3 separate regions of the Homo sapiens genome follow, and regions 1 and 3 are each linked to region 2. Evidence: read pairs that join two places in POLR2A ChIA-PET (ENCODE). Cell type or tissue: GM12878. All regions are shown on one strand. Each heading gives the region's core, and the rest is flanking DNA. Links, peaks and the distances in the headings are about the cores only. Region 1 overlaps CEP83 (centrosomal protein 83). Region 2 overlaps PLXNC1 (plexin C1). Region 3 overlaps EEA1 (early endosome antigen 1).

Region 1 (5,693 bases), core at 1,092-5,091, 60 kb before region 2:
CTATAGCATTTATTAGATTTCCCAGAGCATCTTTCTTCTGCCCAGCACTGGACATACAGAAGGTTTGGAAACCTTTTAAAAACAATGTGAGGAGTGATCCTTCCCACATTTACACTGAACAATTTTGATTGCTCGGAGAGTAGAACTTCTGGAAGGTTGCTGATCTCAGGGTATGTGGGAAGAGGAGGATGGATTTTTTTTTTTAGCTGCTTTCCCAGCTGACTTGCTTTTAAAATCAGTTTTTTTTCCTAGGAGGTGAGGAGAAGGCTAGAGTGGTAGGAGACTCACTCTAATCACTGGATTCCCTTTTCTCATCTCACTGCTAATCCCCCTGATAACCCTTCTCTCCATTCCCAATACCTCTCCTGGCCTGCATATTTTGGAAAGAAGAGGGAGGGGACTCAGTGACTGAGGAATATAGTTCTTGATAGTCTCTGATTATAATAAGAAATGCTCCTGGGTGCTGCTATTTGTTATTTCCTTTAGGGGTCATCTCCAAGGACACACCAGCTTGAGGGAGCATTTGCAAAGGGAGATGCTTAGTATCTTCTGCTTCTCTCATACCTTACCGCATTTATTTAGTGGGCTTTAATTTATCTTCTTTCTTCTCTTTTAAGCAAATCAGTAGTTTGCAGATCCAAGTGACTTCACTTGCACAGTCAGAGAATGACTTGCTGAATTCAAACCAAATGCTGAAGGAAATGGTGGAGAGATTAAAACAAGAATGCCGAAATTTTAGAAGCCAAGCTGAAAAAGCGCAACTAGAAGCTGAAAAGTAGAGTTTGCTCTTTATGTACAAACTATTTTTTCTTTTTTCTATATAACATGTACTTATTTTAGTAATGATTCCAATGTTGATTATATTTTAGAAACTAGTTACAAATACACTTTAATAGTGTACAATGGTCTACTGAGGTAATAATGTACTTTATGTTTTTATAGAATGAACTATACTGACTCTTGAATTGTTTTTAAAAAAATTAAGACATTAAAATTCTGACAGTATAGTATTCTGAAAAACCTCAAAGAAAACTTTTTTTATTCATTGATTAAACCAAAACATTTCTTCAAAAATCTATTCTTCTGAATGCCAGAGAACAGAATGGGTTTTTTGTTTTGTTTTTGATGTGCAAAACTTAATTCCTTGAATTAGAACTATCTTGGATTTTCTTTGAAAAGCTAATTTATTTGTTTTTTTTTTTTTTTTTTTTGGTCTTAAAATTTGTTACTAGTAGACAGTATGGAGTAAAACTGGTAGGGATAAAATGATTGTGGTGATGTTCAAGATCTTATATCCTCTGGAAAAATTTGTTTAGATGTGGTAGAACACTGTACTATTTTGTATTTGCTTTGTCTTTATAACATGTTGGCCTTGTAAGTAAGTTTTTATTTTAATCTACAAAACATTATTCTTTTCAAATTTCTTCTTCTGAAGGCCACCATGCCACATAAAACTGTATTTCTTCAGTTTTTCTATTATTACATATTCAAAGGTTTGTCCATGCTTTTTTATATGGGGTTGAATTTCAAGAAAAGGAAGTAAGCAAGATAAATGTCCATAGCATGTGACATTTCAGTTGATCCAACTTATTTTTCTTTTATTTTGTAAAAAACAGAAACATGTGCTTGGATTTCTCAAGTGTTTGATTGAAATGAGCTTAATAATTCTAATGACAGTATAGCTAGCAAATTTAAGTAATTAATCATTGGTTTCTAAATAATATTCATAGAATTTCATAGAAGAAAATAGCTGAACTAAGGGTCAATGGAATGTGATTTTAGTTCCAGCTAAGATACTTAAAATCTTGTATGACCTTAGGCAAGTAATCTAACTTCTCAGGGTTTGTTATTTTCATTAGTACTGCCTATAGTAAGAATACTAAAAAAATCATATAAAGTATGCAGAATAGCTTTAAAAATATAAGTTGTTATGATGTTATTTTAAGATATCATTTATATGCATTTTACTCTAGTCAGAAGACATACTGCATTAAGATTTGATACCAGGCTTGATTTTCTTAAACCAAATTTATGAGGACAGATATTTGTAGTTTGATGGTTATTATACTTCACATCTGGTTATCAAGTGTTTGTCTTGCCATTAACTAGATGTGAGCCCTTAAGTTCGTTAACTGCTCTAATCCTCAGTTTCCTCATTTATAAAATGGACAGAAGTATAAAGGTGACAGAAATACCTAACTCAGGATTTTTGTAAAGAACACATAGTTTTCTAAGTCCAGTGCCTTATTCATAGGAAGTGCTCAGTAATGGTGGGATTTCCAAACAAGTGGCCATACAGGAGGGCCTGCAGTTGGATAATTAAGAATGTGGTCAGACAGGTAGTGAGTTTGCTTATACTTGTGATAATATCTATTTAATCCTAAGAACTTATTTAACTTCCATGTTTTACATACATTCTTCTGACAGGACATTGGAAGAGAAACAGATACAGTGGTTGGAAGAAAAGCATAAGCTTCATGAGCGTATCACAGACAGAGAAGAAAAGTACAATCAAGCTAAGGAGAAACTGCAGCGAGCTGCAATTGCCCAGAAAAAGGCAAGTGGTTCTTATTAAAGTGATCTCTGGCCAGGCATGGTGGCTCACACCTGTAATCCCAGCACTTTGGGAGGCGGAGGCAGGTGGATCACGAGGTCAGGAGATCATTGAGACCATCCTGGCTAACACAGTGAAACCCCATCTCTACTGAAAAAATACAAAAAAATTAGCCAGGCATAGTGGCGGGCGCCTGTAGCCCCAGCTACTCGGGAGGCTGAGACAGGAGAATGGCATGAACCCGGGAGGCAGAGCTTATAGTGAGCCGAGATCGTGCCACTGCACTCCAGCCTGGGTGACAGAGCAAGACTCTGTCGCAAAAAAAAAAAAAAAAAAAAAAAAAAAGGAAAAAAGGTGATTTCTATGGAGTAAAATATAATTAAATCTTTTTTTTTTTTTTTTTTTTTTTTTTTCTGAGAGTCTGACTCCCATCACCCAGGTTGGATTGCAGTGGTGCAATCTTGGCTCACTGCAACCTCCATCCCCTGGGTTCAAGCGATTCTCATACCTCAGCCTTTCGAGTAGCTGGAATTATAGGCACATGCCACCACACCCGACTAATTTTTGTATTTTTAGTAGAGACAGGGTTTCCCATGTTTGCCAGACTGGTCTCAAACTCCTGACCTCAAGTGATCCTCCCACCTCAGCCTCCCAAAGTGCTGGGATTAAGAGGTGTGAGCTACCGCGTCCATCCTAATAAACTCTTATAGGAGAATAAAGTATATAGTTGAATCTGAGATTTTAGTGATATGTTTAATTTGATATATAAGCATGACATTTTGCTGTCAACCTTGCAGAAATAAATTGGGAAAATCCAAACTGTCCAGCAGGTTTGTTTCTAAATTTTGTATGTAAGTCAGTTGTTTTGAGCTGACATGCATTTTTCCATACAGAAGGTGTTTTTCAGAGTGATAGTTTCCAGGCCATCCCATGGAAGTCATATTTAACACATTCTCCAGTTAAATTATAGTGTGATTAAGCTTGTTTCATTTATACCTAATATCTGTTTTATTGCTTTTGTGGTTAAAAGGCTTTTTTGTTTCCAATTCAGAAATACAAGAGCAAGTATTTCTTTGCTCCAGCAGGAGGAAATGGGACTCCCTTGGTTTCTGAAACTGCCACAGGAGTTCCCACAGCATTGTGATCCTTTTTAAGTTTTACCTTTGCAGGCATACTTTTCTCCAGAACCTAACTTTGTTTTCTTGGAAACAATCCAGGGCATCATGGAAATAATGTATCTAGATGGATCTTCTAAATCAGTGACTTACAACTTTTTTCTATTTCAGCAAACCCAAGAATAATATAACAGGTCCCATTAGTAACCATGACTTATGGTGGTGATTAAGGGAGGGGAAGGACATGGTAATCTTTTCAACAGGATTAGAGGAAGAGGAGGGACATGATAAAGTGTGTGTGTGTGTGTGTGCGTGTTATATGTAAAGTCCCACAAATGATTTGAGTTGTCTTCATTTGATAAATTCCCCTAATAGTAGCATTTGTTGTGGAGAGGAGAGAAGATCTGAGGTGAGAGGAAAATGCTTCTAGGTGCAGGAACCATTATCTTAATATCTGTTTATTGGAAAGGTTAACTGTTTATATTTGGATAAGAGAAAATAACTGTAGATCGTTCAGTTATTCTGAATTTGAAAACCACACAGCAGTTCCTAGACCCCTTTTTATGTAATTGGATATCACTGCCAAATGTTGCTGATGGTTGGAGTGACAACATGAGTAGTCTAAAAGTCATTCCTTCTCTACTTTCTTGGTCTCTGAATATTACTTTTATCTTCTCATAATGCTAGAAGTAGTATTATTGGAAAAACAGCATTTATTATATAGGGATCCCAGTGTTTTATACCCAAATATGCACACTTGTTTGTTTTTCTGTATATGTCACTTTTCTTCCTTTCTGTCGATGTAGGTACTGAAAAGTGTATGAATATTAATGGGATTTCAGAGGATTGTTTTATGACCTATGAACTCAGAAATCCTACTGATTTTTGTTTGCACTGTGTTTGAAGCCTAGAAACATCTGAAGCCGTGTTACAGCAAGAAATTTTAAGAGCTAAATTTTGAGGCTTTAGGAATAAGTATCTTACAGATCAAATTCTAATTATTAAGGTTAGTTTGGGTTGAATTCTTTTGAAGCAAAAGTGACACCCAGTGGTGAGATTATCAGCTAATCATAAGTATACCAGAAGGAGTGGAGGAGGTTATATTTTTAAAAATCTACAAAATATAGCCAGACCCCATCTCTATAAAACATGAAAAAACTGTGCATGGTGGCACATGCTTGTAGTCCCAGCTACTTGGAAGGCTGAGGTGGGAGGATTGCTTGAGCCCAGGAGTTCAAGATTGCAAAGAGCTGTGATGGCACCACTGCCCTCCAGCCTGGATGACACAGCAAGACCCTATCTCAAAAAAAAATAATAATTAAACAAAAAAACCCCAAAACACTACAAAGTAACATTTCATTAGTATTGTGACAGGATGAATTTTTTTTTCTACTGAAATGTCTACCAGATGATGAGTGTGAAGATAGTAGATAGTCATTTTACTTTTTAAAATGTGATCTATGGATTGTGATTTAAGTCATAGTGAAATTGTTAAGGTCAATTCAGTGAATGATTATGACCTAGAATTGTCCTACTATGTGGGACACTGCCCTAGGAGCTTACAAGTTTACATCAATTAAAATAGAAAAACATCATGTGTAACTTAGAAATACAATTAAAAAGTATATAAGTATGTATAATTTTAGGACTGGAAGGGATCTTAGCATTCAAATAGCTTTTACAAGTTAGCAACCTAAAGTAGGAGGTACCCAAGATTACTTAACTAGTAAGAATCAAAAGTTGACTAAAATCTACATGTTTCTGTTCTCAGTCTGGTGCTCTTTCCACTGCGCTGTTAGGCTTTAATTTCCTACTTTCCTTGATTCCAAATACTTTACAACTTTTCGCTTAATATAGCTATGGTCCATATGAGTCGTTTCTTATGTCAGAATAATCACTGTAAATTAATTTAACTCATACCCTTTTCCCATTCAAGTTAAAGATAATGCTTCTATTTGACCATTTTGGCTATCAGATTACATAAATATAATTCATAAGAGTGCAACAGACTTCTTAGATTCTTT
Region 2 (5,693 bases), core at 624-4,623:
TGAGCCACCACACCCTGTTGGAAGTCTTCTATCCAAACAAAAGGGGGAGTAGCGCTTGGAGCGGTGGCAGCCATCTTGTGACTAGGATGGCAGGGCCAGGAGGTACTGGGAGATGGTGACGCAGAGCTCTGACACCACGGAATGTAGGGACCGGCTTGGAGCTCCTTCCCTCCAGACTTTCTGCTCTAAGAGGCAAGTCATGCTCTTACTATTTCAGGCATCCTTAGTTCAATTTTCTCTTACTTATAGCTGCATGTGCCAAACTGCCAGAGCTCATTTTGTGGATGCTGAGGTAGATTCGTCTATTGATGACCATTTACTTTGCACCTATTGTGTGCAGGGCACTGTAGGTGATACAAATCAGAACCTGTACTCATCCTGCTTGGGAAGTACTAGCAGACTAGTAGAAGAACTGTGGGGCATATACAACACATTCTAATGCCAGGTAGAATGTGGGAGGTACAGACGGAGCATTTTAGGGATTTAGAGAGGTACCTCTTTTAGGTCGGCAGGGGGTTTTCAAACAGAGAAATCAAGGAAGGCTGCATGGAGGAGGCAGCATTTGAATTGGGTCGCAAAGAGCTGTAGTTCATGAGGGAGGCCCCTAGACCATGGAGACACTTGGCTTCCAGTCTCTAATTAGACTGGTGAGCAGGAAGCTTCAATCACTCACTCAGGCTATCAGGTCAGGAAGTCTACAGAAAAAAATCCCACCTTCTTTGGGTGGAAGTATGGGTGGAGGACTTGTAGCCCAGGCCTGCCTCCCAAAACCACCTCCTGCCACCTGAAAGAGAGTCCCTGTACTATTCATAGGAAAAAAATATGGTAAAGAAAAGAATATGGTTCTAGATTTGTAATAATAAGGACCAGCATTTATTGAGTGCTTATCACGTACTGGGAATGCAATTATAGGTTCATTCAATCCTCACAACTGCTCTATGAAGTAGGTGCCATTATTAGCCTCATTTAATGGATGAGGAAACCGAGACCAGAGAGATTTAGAAGCATGTCCAAAATCATGGAGCCGGTGGGAGTCATAACTAGGACGTGTCCTGACTCTGGGCTGCGAAGCGAAGAGGCCAGCCAAGGTGATGAGCCTCCCAAGGGCAGTTCCCCTCTGCTTGAAGGCCTCAATGAATGCCCTCCCAGGAGACAGGCTGGACATAGGCGATCTGGTAGAGGAGGCTTGACCTCCTCACCCCAGCTTGATATTGAACCCCACAGAACCCACTGAATCTGGAGCACCCTGTGCCTCCGGTGCCACCCAAGGACATTTTTACAGAGCTTCTGTTCACCCAGAATAAAGGTGACATTTCCCAGCCTCTGCTGCTGCCAGGTGTGGCCAGTATGCTCCAGATTCAGTGGGCTCAAATGATCCTCCCACCTTGGCCTCCAAAGTGCTGGGATTACAGGTGTGAGCCACCATGCCCAGTGGGAAGTCTTCGATCCGAACAAAAGGGAGAGTAGTGCTTGGAGCGGTGGCAGCCATCTTGTGACTAGGATGGCAGGGCCAGGAGGCACTGGGAGATGGTGACCCAGAGCTGGCCTCTTGGCTTCGCAGCTCAGAGTCAGGACATGTTCTGGTTATGACTAAGTCCTGGCCGATGACATTAAGTGGATATGTTATGTGGCACTTCCTTAAAAGATGGCTGGTGACCATCTGCCCTCCTTTCTACAGCCCTGCTTACATCCTGCTGGCTGGGATGGGGAATGAGGCTGGGGTGAGCAGACACTTAGAATATGAGGACAAGAGAGGAGCAGCTGCTCTACCAGCCCTGCACTGCCCACCCAGAATGCCACCAGGGAGAGAACTCAGCTTCTCTGTTGCTGAAGCCACAGACATCTTGGGTCTCTGTTCTGTACAACTGAACTGCATCCTGATTGATTTGGGAATGATGCCTATTACCAAGGAGGGTTATGAGAAAGAAAAGACTATTGGAAAATGTATGGTCCAGAAGGCCCGGGAAGAGGGCCAGGCTGGAAAGGCCTGGCCCCTTTGTAGCATGTCAGCCATCAGCCTCTCACAGGTTATCACGGTCGTCTCCTGTTCACATCTGCCCAATGGGATACTGTCTGCCACAGGTTGTAAACACCCCATCACAGCGGTCATATGTAACATTTTTAACAAGAACATAAGCACACAGGCACCCAAGAAATGCTTTTCATGATGATGGAATCAGCTAATCAACTCCCCCACATCCCACATCATCAATAAATAACCAACCAAAAAGAATACTGACGGGACACTTTCTGCTTAGTGAAGCTTACAGGAGACAAGAGAAAAGCACACCTCAGACAAGGAAAACTGAATCAAAAAAGAATGAGCACCTACTTCACACCAGGAAAGATGGCTAGACGTGGTACATGTATTATTTTCTGACCTCACCACAAATATGCGAGGGCAGGTTTTGGTCATTGCCTGTTTACAGAAGAGGAAACAGGTTTTGAGAGGTTGAGAGACTTGCCCAGAGTAAAGTGGCTGAGCCCAGATTCAAACCCAAGACTATCAGACTCCAAACCCCACCTCTTCTGCACACGGCCTGGGAACATGTAACTGCATTCCCCTTTCACTACCGGTTTTACCCATCGTCCCGTCACATGATTTGGTGGTTTTGGGTATTGAGGAGGCAGAGAGGATAAGGCTGCAGGGGGCTGGCAGGATGAATCAAGGGCAGGGGAACAGGTCTTTTCCCACATGGGAAGATGATCTGGCTACCTCACTGTCTCCTCAACCATATTCTTGGCTAATAAAAGCAGGAACGTTGCTGCCTCCTTTCTGTGATACCTTATAATGCCTAGAAAGTAACTGTAAGATAATTTATTACAAACTGGCAACTTTATCATAAAAGGCCTTGGAGCAATAATTGCTTTCATTAAATAAAACCTATAAAATATATTTCTAATTTTATTTCAGGGCCGAATGAAAGTCAAGAGAAAAGCCTAGTTCTTATACCAACCTGAATTAAAGAGAGAAGAAACAAGAAAGAAAATTCAGTTTCAGAAGTTCCGTAGAAGCAGCATGAGGCCAGTTAGAAGTGCAAGTCTGAGGGAAACTTCTGATCTAAGCTTCTTTCCAAGCCAGAGTCAGCAGCCCTGGGACATTCTGCCTGACGTTCCCCTTTGAGCTGCGCTTGCCCATCCAGCCTCCCCTCTTCACTCTGCTCCCCTTTTCCTTTCCCCACAAAGATCCATAAATCACAGCTTCCTGGATCAAGGGATCTGCTACTCTAACAGAAGAGTAAGGGGTGGAGGACAGGGTAACGAGAGCCTTTTTCCATTTAAAAAAAAAAAAAAGTAATGGAGATAATTTTCTCAAATTTAGGTTTCTCTCACCAATTTTTCTATACTTGCTAGCATTTGCTAACGTTTTGTCCATCCTAGAATCAAGTATGAAGAGCTGTCTGATTTAGCCCAAGATAACTGATTTTAGTATTCACAGTATTTGCGGGTGCAGGGTTGGGGGTGGGGGTGGGTGTTGTGTGTTGGCAAAGAGCCCCATGAGTTTCAGACTTGTAAATAGTGGCAAGGCATTTCCATTGCTGTGTCCCAGAAGGGGAGGAAAGAGGCCAACCTGTTTGTGGGTTTGTGGGAGGGAGGATTCTGGTTCCTATTCTCTACTATGTCAAGCTCTAGATTAAAGGCCAACAAACTTTCTGCAAAGGGCCAGAAAGTATTTAAGACTTAAAACTCATATGATCTCTGTGACAACTACTCCACTCTGCACTGTAGCAGGAAAGCAGCTATAGACAATAAGGAAATGAACAGGTGTTCCAATAGAACTTTATAAAAATAGGCAGAGGGGCCACATTTGGCCCACAGGCTGTTGTTTGCTGGTCCCTGCTCTAGATAACAGTACCTTCAAATGGAATGCTAACTTTGACAATAGCAACAAGACAAATCTGGAAAATGCTTTCTATCTCCGCCATGACTTGTGATAAAATTTACCATTCTCTGAGGGGTACAAATATAAATAATGATCCTAACAATAACATAATAGAGTCACATTTGAGCTATAAAGAAAAAAAGTAAATACTTTTATATTTAGATAACTAAATTATTTTCTAATTCCAAGATTACAGGCATGAGAAGAAAGTGTATGAAGAGGAAAGTCATTTAAAGCACCCATTACATGTTAATTTTTCATTTTCCATGACTTGCCATCAACGAGGGAATGACTTACCTAAAATGATTGTAAAAAGTGGTTTCACTCTTTGATCAGGAAGCTCAGAACACTAACTATGAAGTTAGTAATGGTTTCAGTACTATTGCAAGTCATAATGGAAATGATTTGCACTATGGTAGAGAGAAAAATAAAAAGCTCAAGAATTGTTAATTAACTTCACTGTTTCTCCACAAATGGTAGGAGTATTAAAAACAAGATTGCTGAAGTGCAAACATCAGGATTTAATGAACAATGGAATGTAATTGAAGTAACAGAGAATGACTTAATCGGGACAGTGGGTTGTTTAATTACGGGGCTAATGGATCTTCTGCAAGGACAAACTAAATGGAACAGAAGCAGCCAGCACTGGTAGGCAGAGCACTGTTAAAGGAAGTATACTAGTAAGAAACTCCTGGTGGAGACACCTAGGGCTCTGTTGTATATGAGATATTTTATTAAACGTAATTGTCCCAAAATGGTAACTGCTAGAGAAAGAGACAGACTGGGGTAGGCTGGCATAAACCTTCAATAAATCAAATTGGAGGCATTAATATTTCTGCAGGCATGTACTTGTGCTTTTTCAAGAATTTCTAATAATCTTGAAAACTTTCTTATAGATAGGAGAATGAAGGCAATAATATTTTTGTCGGAACAGTTTTCCAGGGTGCCAAGATGCTCTCTCTCAGATACAGCAGATTGGCAAGCTCGTTTTCTAAGAGTTCAAAAAACCATTTCACACTTAACTTTGATTACAAGTCAACCTTCTCTTGCTAATTCAGCACGCTTGCTACGAGTTATTGGTTTTTCTCATCTCTTCCTGAAAGTGAAGCAAATGTCCCTTCTCCCATGTGAAATCCTCAAACTTTCACTAACTCCTCCAAAGTTCCACTCTTGACAAAACGTAAGCTGAGTGAGTCTGAGATACTCCATCAACAAAATCAAACATGTTCAAAATTTTGCAAAGGGGAAAAAAACCCAGCAGAGCAATAGGTCTTATTATCGGCCGGATGCAGTTGCTCACACCTGTAATCCCAGCACTTCGGGAGGACAAGGCAGGTGGATCACTTGAGGCCAGGAGTTCAAGACCAGGCTAGCCAACACGGCGAAAACCCGTTTCTACTAAAAATACAAGCATTAGCCTGGCATGATGGCAGGTGCCTATAATCCCAGGTATTTGGGAGGCTGAGGCAGGAGAATCGCTTGAACCCCAGAGGCGGAGGTTGCAGTGAGCCAAGACTGCGCCACTGCACTCCAGCCTGCACTAGAGTGGTATTCCTTAAATTAAAAAAAAAAAAAAAAAAAAAAAAGGTCTTATTCTCTTCCAGCTGTCTGATCTGAATTCCTAGATATTAAGGAAAGACTAAAGTCCTGTGTGTGCACAGCCCTACCCCTGGTGCTGACATTAGGGAGGATGCAGATATCAGGGCATTCTGTCTCACTGTTGCCTCATTAAACACCAGCCTGGAATGCTTGATAGAGAAGGATGGTTTCTTATGGTCCTGGAGGAAGTATGGCTCTAGGGGACTTTGCT
Region 3 (5,693 bases), core at 1,116-5,115, 1.5 Mb after region 2:
AGGACTTAATTTTTAAATAGTTTGTTTAGTCACAAAAGGAGTGTGCGTTCAAGCAAGAGGAAATCAAGAACTAAATATAAATTAAATAATTTGTAAATGCTGTTACAGATTAAAGCCAAAACCGAACTATTACTATCAGCAGAAGCAGCAAAAACTGCTCAAAGAGCTGATCTTCAGAATCATTTGGACACAGCTCAAAATGCATTACAAGATAAACAGCAGGTAGGGAAACAGATGCAATTTCATACTATCACCTAGTGCTTTGGTAGATAAATAAATTGCAAACATGTAAAGATGATACCCAGTTTTGTATAATCTTGTGATAGACTTGCTTATCCCCCTTAATTTCTCCATGAGTTCCAGTTGAGTAGTAAAAGTGGGGGTCACATAGATGGAGATAAAAATAACAGCTTTGTTTTTGATAAATTTCTACTAGTGTGCAGGTGTGGTTGGTTTCCTGATATTGTCCTTCTCCCCTAGCCTAGACCTTGGTGTAGAGCAGTAATGTTTCCTCCTAACTTTTGAATTGTTGCCCCATCCCTTCAAGTGTTGGTGATTGGATGGGGCAGACCACCACATTTGTTTTTAGTAGGTAGACTGGACCATGACCCAAATGTACTTGCCACTTGGAAACAGGAAAAGAACACTGTATATTCTACCTCAGTTATAAGAGTTACTCCTTTCTTGGTAATAGGAGGAAGTGAGGAGCTGGAGGGAATACAGAAGCGATACTCTGGTAGAATAGAAGCATCCTACTTTAGGGTCACGGTGAATGTTGCTGGTAGATTTTTCTTAGCTTTTACTGGTAGAAATTTTTAAAATTTACTTGTTATTCAGGGAGTAATATTAGTTATTGGTCTTTTTTTTTTTTAGATGGAGTTTTTTGCTCTTGTTACCCAGGTTGGAGCGCAATGGTGTAATCTTGGCTCACTGAAACCTCCACCTGCCGGGTTCAAGCAATTCTCCTGCCTCAGCCTCCCAAGTAGCTGGGATTACAAGCATGTGCCACCGTGCCTGGCTAATTTTGTATTTTTAGTAGAGACAGGGTTTCACCATGTTGGTCAGGCTGGTCTCAAACTCCGACTTCAGGTGATTCACCCACCTTGGCCTCCCAAAGTGCTGGGATTATAGGTGTGAGCCACCGCACCTGGCTTTATTGGTCCATTTTTTAAAAAACAATACAGAAGTATATCAAGTTAAAAAACAGAACAAAACAGTTTTCTATATTTACCCTTTATGAAAAGCCCATTTGAATGGAATGTTTGCTGTTAAATTTGGTATGTGTCCTACTTTTGGTACATAGTAGATTTACTAGTAATTTTTATTTTATTTTTTTTTTTTTGTGCAACTGGATATTCCAAATGAATTGAAAAGCATCATAAATGTAAACACTGTAATATTTTTAAAAAATAGTTTTAAAAATTGGTGTCTTGAACATTGAAAATATTTAATTATAATATAAAAGTGTTATTTTATTATTAGCCTGGCTAATATTTGGCTCCTAAAATAATTCTTCCTAGATAAACATTGAAAAGTTATTAAACTGTTATACATATAAACTTAGGATCTCAGACTATGCAAGAATTTAGTTCATGTCGTTTATATTGGTAGGTAAGTATAGCCTCTGATATATCATTAGATTTATCTGAGCTCTTACTCCAAATATTTTTTTAAATAAAATTAGAGTTTTCAATTTTACGTTGAACATTTGGCCACTACAATATAGTAAACCTTACCAAAGTTTTCTTCAATTGTACTTTTCTAAAGGAGTTAAATAAGATTACTACTCAGTTGGATCAGGTCACTGCAAAGTTACAAGACAAGCAAGAACATTGCAGTCAGCTGGAAAGTCATCTTAAAGAATATAAAGAGAAATACCTCTCTTTAGAACAGAAAACCGAAGAGCTAGAAGGTCAAATTAAGGTTTGTATAAAAGAAGTTGAATTTAGTCATATTTTCTACTTCAGTAGCAATGGAATCTCATGACCTACATGGAATCAAAGATTTTTAGTTAACAAAGAAAGGTGAAGTTGTGGTATAAAATTTTTAAAAAATTGCTTGTAATTTTTCATGTCTTAAGTTTGAATTCTATCTTTATTTTTAATGTCTCCCTTAATGAGCATCTTTTATAAATGACAGTCAACTTACATACTGATTCCATTGTAATGTGTTACTTTTTCCAAAGACAGATAACCAGGTATCTACTCTACCATTACAAGGAACTTCTCAATTTTTTGTTGTGAAGTCTCTTCTGTTCCTTCATTCTTCCATCTCTTACCAACTTACTCCAATATCACATTTCAGATATGGTAGACTTTTCCTTTTTAGAACTTTATACCCTTTGGATTTTGCTTCTAATTTAAAAACACATTGAGACTATGATAAACTGTATCTTACTTTAACACAACTCCATATGAATGTGTTGATTTACTGAAGAGATAAGATGATTAGACATCTCAGAAGGATTTGACCTGAGTTTTTGTGTCCTTCAAATTAGAACCGCTTGCTGCTTAACTGCCTTTGGCTAAAAATAAAAAAAAAAAAAATTTTTAAAAATTGAGCTACTATCAGTTAAACAAAAACTTCTCAAGTTACTATATATGTAACTTATACTTCCTCAACCCGGTGAAGCGTGTGTGTATAAGTTTAGAGTCATGAAATGAATATATGTACATACATACCAATATAGTATGGGGGAATAATTACATTTACAATTCTGTTTATAGGTTCCTTTTTCTTTATGACAAACGATAATAGCAAAGGCAAGGTACTTTAGGCATGGTTAAAAATAACAGAAGTATTATTTTACTGAAAAGTGTCTAATGAGAATTCTTTTTGGGTACCTATTAAAAATAGTGGTTATTTAGAACTGAGTTTTTATTGTGATTATCAGCTCTAACACTTTGTAATTATCATTTTAGGGAGTATCATATTTTTTATATAGACATGTATAATTAATTTAGCTACATCAAATATCTTTTATTTAATGAATATTTTCAGTGTAGGTCAATGGTAAGGGCTACAGATACCAATCAGTTTATAAAATATTTAGTGTGCAAAATCACTACCACTGCAAGGAAATGCATTGTGTAAAGCTTTTCAAACTTATATTCAACAGTTTGATTTTGTAAGTTTGTAAAAATACACACATAATTACATGTATACATGTGAGATGCAAACTATATTCTGAAGAACAACAATGTCATCTAGTCCAAGAGATTAAAGAAGCAAAATCAGGAACTTAATTGGCTTTATATTTAGGATCAATAGGTGTTAATGAGAAGGAGTACGTGAGAACTTCATTTTAGTTTTAAATATCTTATAATTACATCAGTGTTTTTAACTGTGACTATAAAAGATAATATGTTTTAAGTGAGTAGATCAGTGAACCTGTTAACTTATTTTTTCATACTTGAGTTAATAACTTTTACTGAGATAATAACTATTTATGTTTCTATGTTTCTTTTAAGTTGATTGTTTCATTCAGAATTAATTTTTTTTTTTTTTGAGATGGAGTCTCATTCTGTTGCCCAGGCTGGAGTGTAGTGGTGCGATCTCAGCTCGCTGCAACCTCTGCCTCCCAGGTTCAAGCCGTTCTCCTGCCTCGGCGTCTTGAGTAGCTGGGACTTCAGGCACCGGCCACCACGCCTGGCTAATTTTTTTTTTTTTTTTTTTTTTAGTAGAGATAAGGTTTCACCATGTTGGCCAGGCTGGTCTCGAACTTCTGACCTCAAGTGATCTGCCTGCCTCTGCCTCCCAAGGTGCTGGGATTACAGGTGTGAGCCACCGCGCCCAGCCCAGAATTAATTTTAAACACCAACACTTAGTGGCAGTCTATCATGTATAAAGCTTTCTGCTGGGTCTTCTGAAAGATTTTAAAATAAATAACACCCTTAGTAATGGTTTCAGAATATGTTTTTTATTATAATAAATTTTTTTTTGTATGTCACACCTGTTTGAATATAAACAAAAATGTTATAGTATTTAATAATAGATTGATAATTACTAATATTAAAATGGCTGCCATATCATATTTCTTTCATAGAAACTAGAAGCTGATAGTCTTGAAGTTAAAGCAAGCAAGGAGCAGGCTTTGCAAGATCTACAACAGCAAAGACAGCTGAACACAGATTTAGAGCTCAGAGCCACAGAATTGAGTAAACAACTTGAAATGGAGAAGGAAATGTAAGCTAAACCACTTTACTTACAAATTAAGGGAAAAGATTGTGAACTAAGTATTAAAATTTCCTTCAGATTTAAATTTTGCTATCGTAGTGCTTAAAGACTTATTAGATATTTATTTTGTGTTGATTTTATAAACTGATGTTAATGTGAATGAAAAAATAAAGCCATCATAATAGGGTTAAACTTCTCTAGAAAGGACTGAAAACTTAGTTTTATAAAATTTGGGTCATCCAGTTTCTTTTCAACAATGATATGGTGCTCATTTCTCTGGCATAAACCTTGTTTTATGTTGTTCACAAATTTGAATAAATTACTGTAAAATTAAAAAATTCGGGGATATTTATGTGTTACCCAAAAGTAGTTAGCCTTCTAGCTATACCAAATAGGGAATGGATTCTTTCTTATAAGAAGTGATCTTCTCAGCCTGGGTAGCATAGCAAGATTGCTTGAGCTTGGGAGGTCGAGGCTGTCACACCACTGCACTCCAGCCTGGGCGACAAAGTGATACTCTATCTCAAAAAGAAAAAAAAAAAAAAAATAACCTCAGCTTTGTGATGCATTTTGGCAGATTGTCTATGTTTATGAAGACAAAGGAAACACAAAAACCAGTGTGCCTTCTTGTTTTTCTTATTGATGCGAAATTCACACATAGTTAAATGCACAGATTTTACATATGTACTTTGAGTTTTAATCAGTGTATATTCTGTGTATCTGTGGATCTAGCCACAGCACCATATAGGACATTGTCATCACTCCAGGAGTTTTCTCACTTGCCCTTCTAGTCAATACCTTCCTTATCCTTTTCCTGTAGACAACCACAGTCTATGTGTCTATATGGTATCCTGACACCAGTATCATGGTATTGGTACCTAATATCATAGTATCTAATATCATAATTATGATATTGAAAGTCATAAATGTAGCTAAGTTGGTGTGGCATAACACACAAAAGAAACCAGAAGATATTTTTAATATACCATAAAATGGTATATTTTTAATGTAGCTTTATGATATTAGATATTAATCCTTCACCTTTATTATTTTTCAAGATTGTCTTGACTCTTGTAAGTTCATTGCTTTTCCATACACATTTTTGTATTAACTTGTACATGTCTACAAATAAAACTGTTGTATTTTGATTAGAATTCCCTTGAAACTATAAATCAATTTGGGGAGAAATGACATCTTAACAACATTGAGTCTTCTAATACACAAACATATGTCTCTTTATCTACTTGGGCCTTCTTTAATTTCTCTGAGCAGTATTTTATGGTTTTTAACATAGACATCTTGTACATCTTTTGTTAAATTTATTCCTGAATATTTTTTTAATGCTATTGTAAATGTAATTGTTTTTTAAATTTAATTTTCCACTTATGACTAGTATAAAAATAGAATTTTTAAATATATATTGACTTTTCTGCCTATAACCTTGCTCAATTTACTTTTTAGTTTTAGTTGTTGTTTGTAGAGTTCTTGATGTTTTCTAACTAGACATTCATGTTATC

What was found. Peaks named below come from ENCODE experiments on the same cell type or tissue, not always from the same donor. Only the 100,000 strongest peaks of a DNase experiment are listed, where the experiment ranks them.
Region 1: POLR2A ChIA-PET joins it to region 2 with 6 read pairs; 5 of 35 experiments call an interaction of 5 or more read pairs at or near these places.
Region 3: POLR2A ChIA-PET joins it to region 2 with 6 read pairs; 1 of 35 experiments calls an interaction of 5 or more read pairs at or near these places.

What each region holds. Positions count from the first base shown.
Region 1 is chr12:94,328,564-94,334,256 of GRCh38, reverse strand. CEP83 (centrosomal protein 83) reads left to right here. Exons shown (of 17, transcript NM_016122.3): 13 at 618-775; 14 at 2,428-2,557. Among named protein-coding and RNA genes, the nearest start is that of CEP83, 130 kb to the left of the region's middle. In GM12878, for the core only: a CTCF peak has its summit at 4,705 (motif pointing left); no DNase peak of the experiment used is centred there.
Region 2 is chr12:94,268,365-94,274,057 of GRCh38, reverse strand. The region is part of intron 21 of PLXNC1 (plexin C1); the gene reads right to left. It also overlaps a transcript of CEP83 not described here. Among named protein-coding and RNA genes, the nearest start is that of PLXNC1-AS1, 95 kb to the right of the region's middle. In GM12878, for the core only: no CTCF peak of the experiment used is centred there; a DNase peak (open chromatin) is centred at 2,475; H3K27ac peaks cover 760 bases.
Region 3 is chr12:92,807,509-92,813,201 of GRCh38, reverse strand. EEA1 (early endosome antigen 1) reads left to right here. Exons shown (of 29, transcript NM_003566.4): 16 at 109-222; 17 at 1,768-1,923; 18 at 4,046-4,185. Among named protein-coding and RNA genes, the nearest start is that of PLEKHG7, 110 kb to the right of the region's middle. In GM12878, for the core only: no CTCF peak of the experiment used is centred there; a DNase peak (open chromatin) is centred at 2,640; H3K27ac peaks cover 1,158 bases.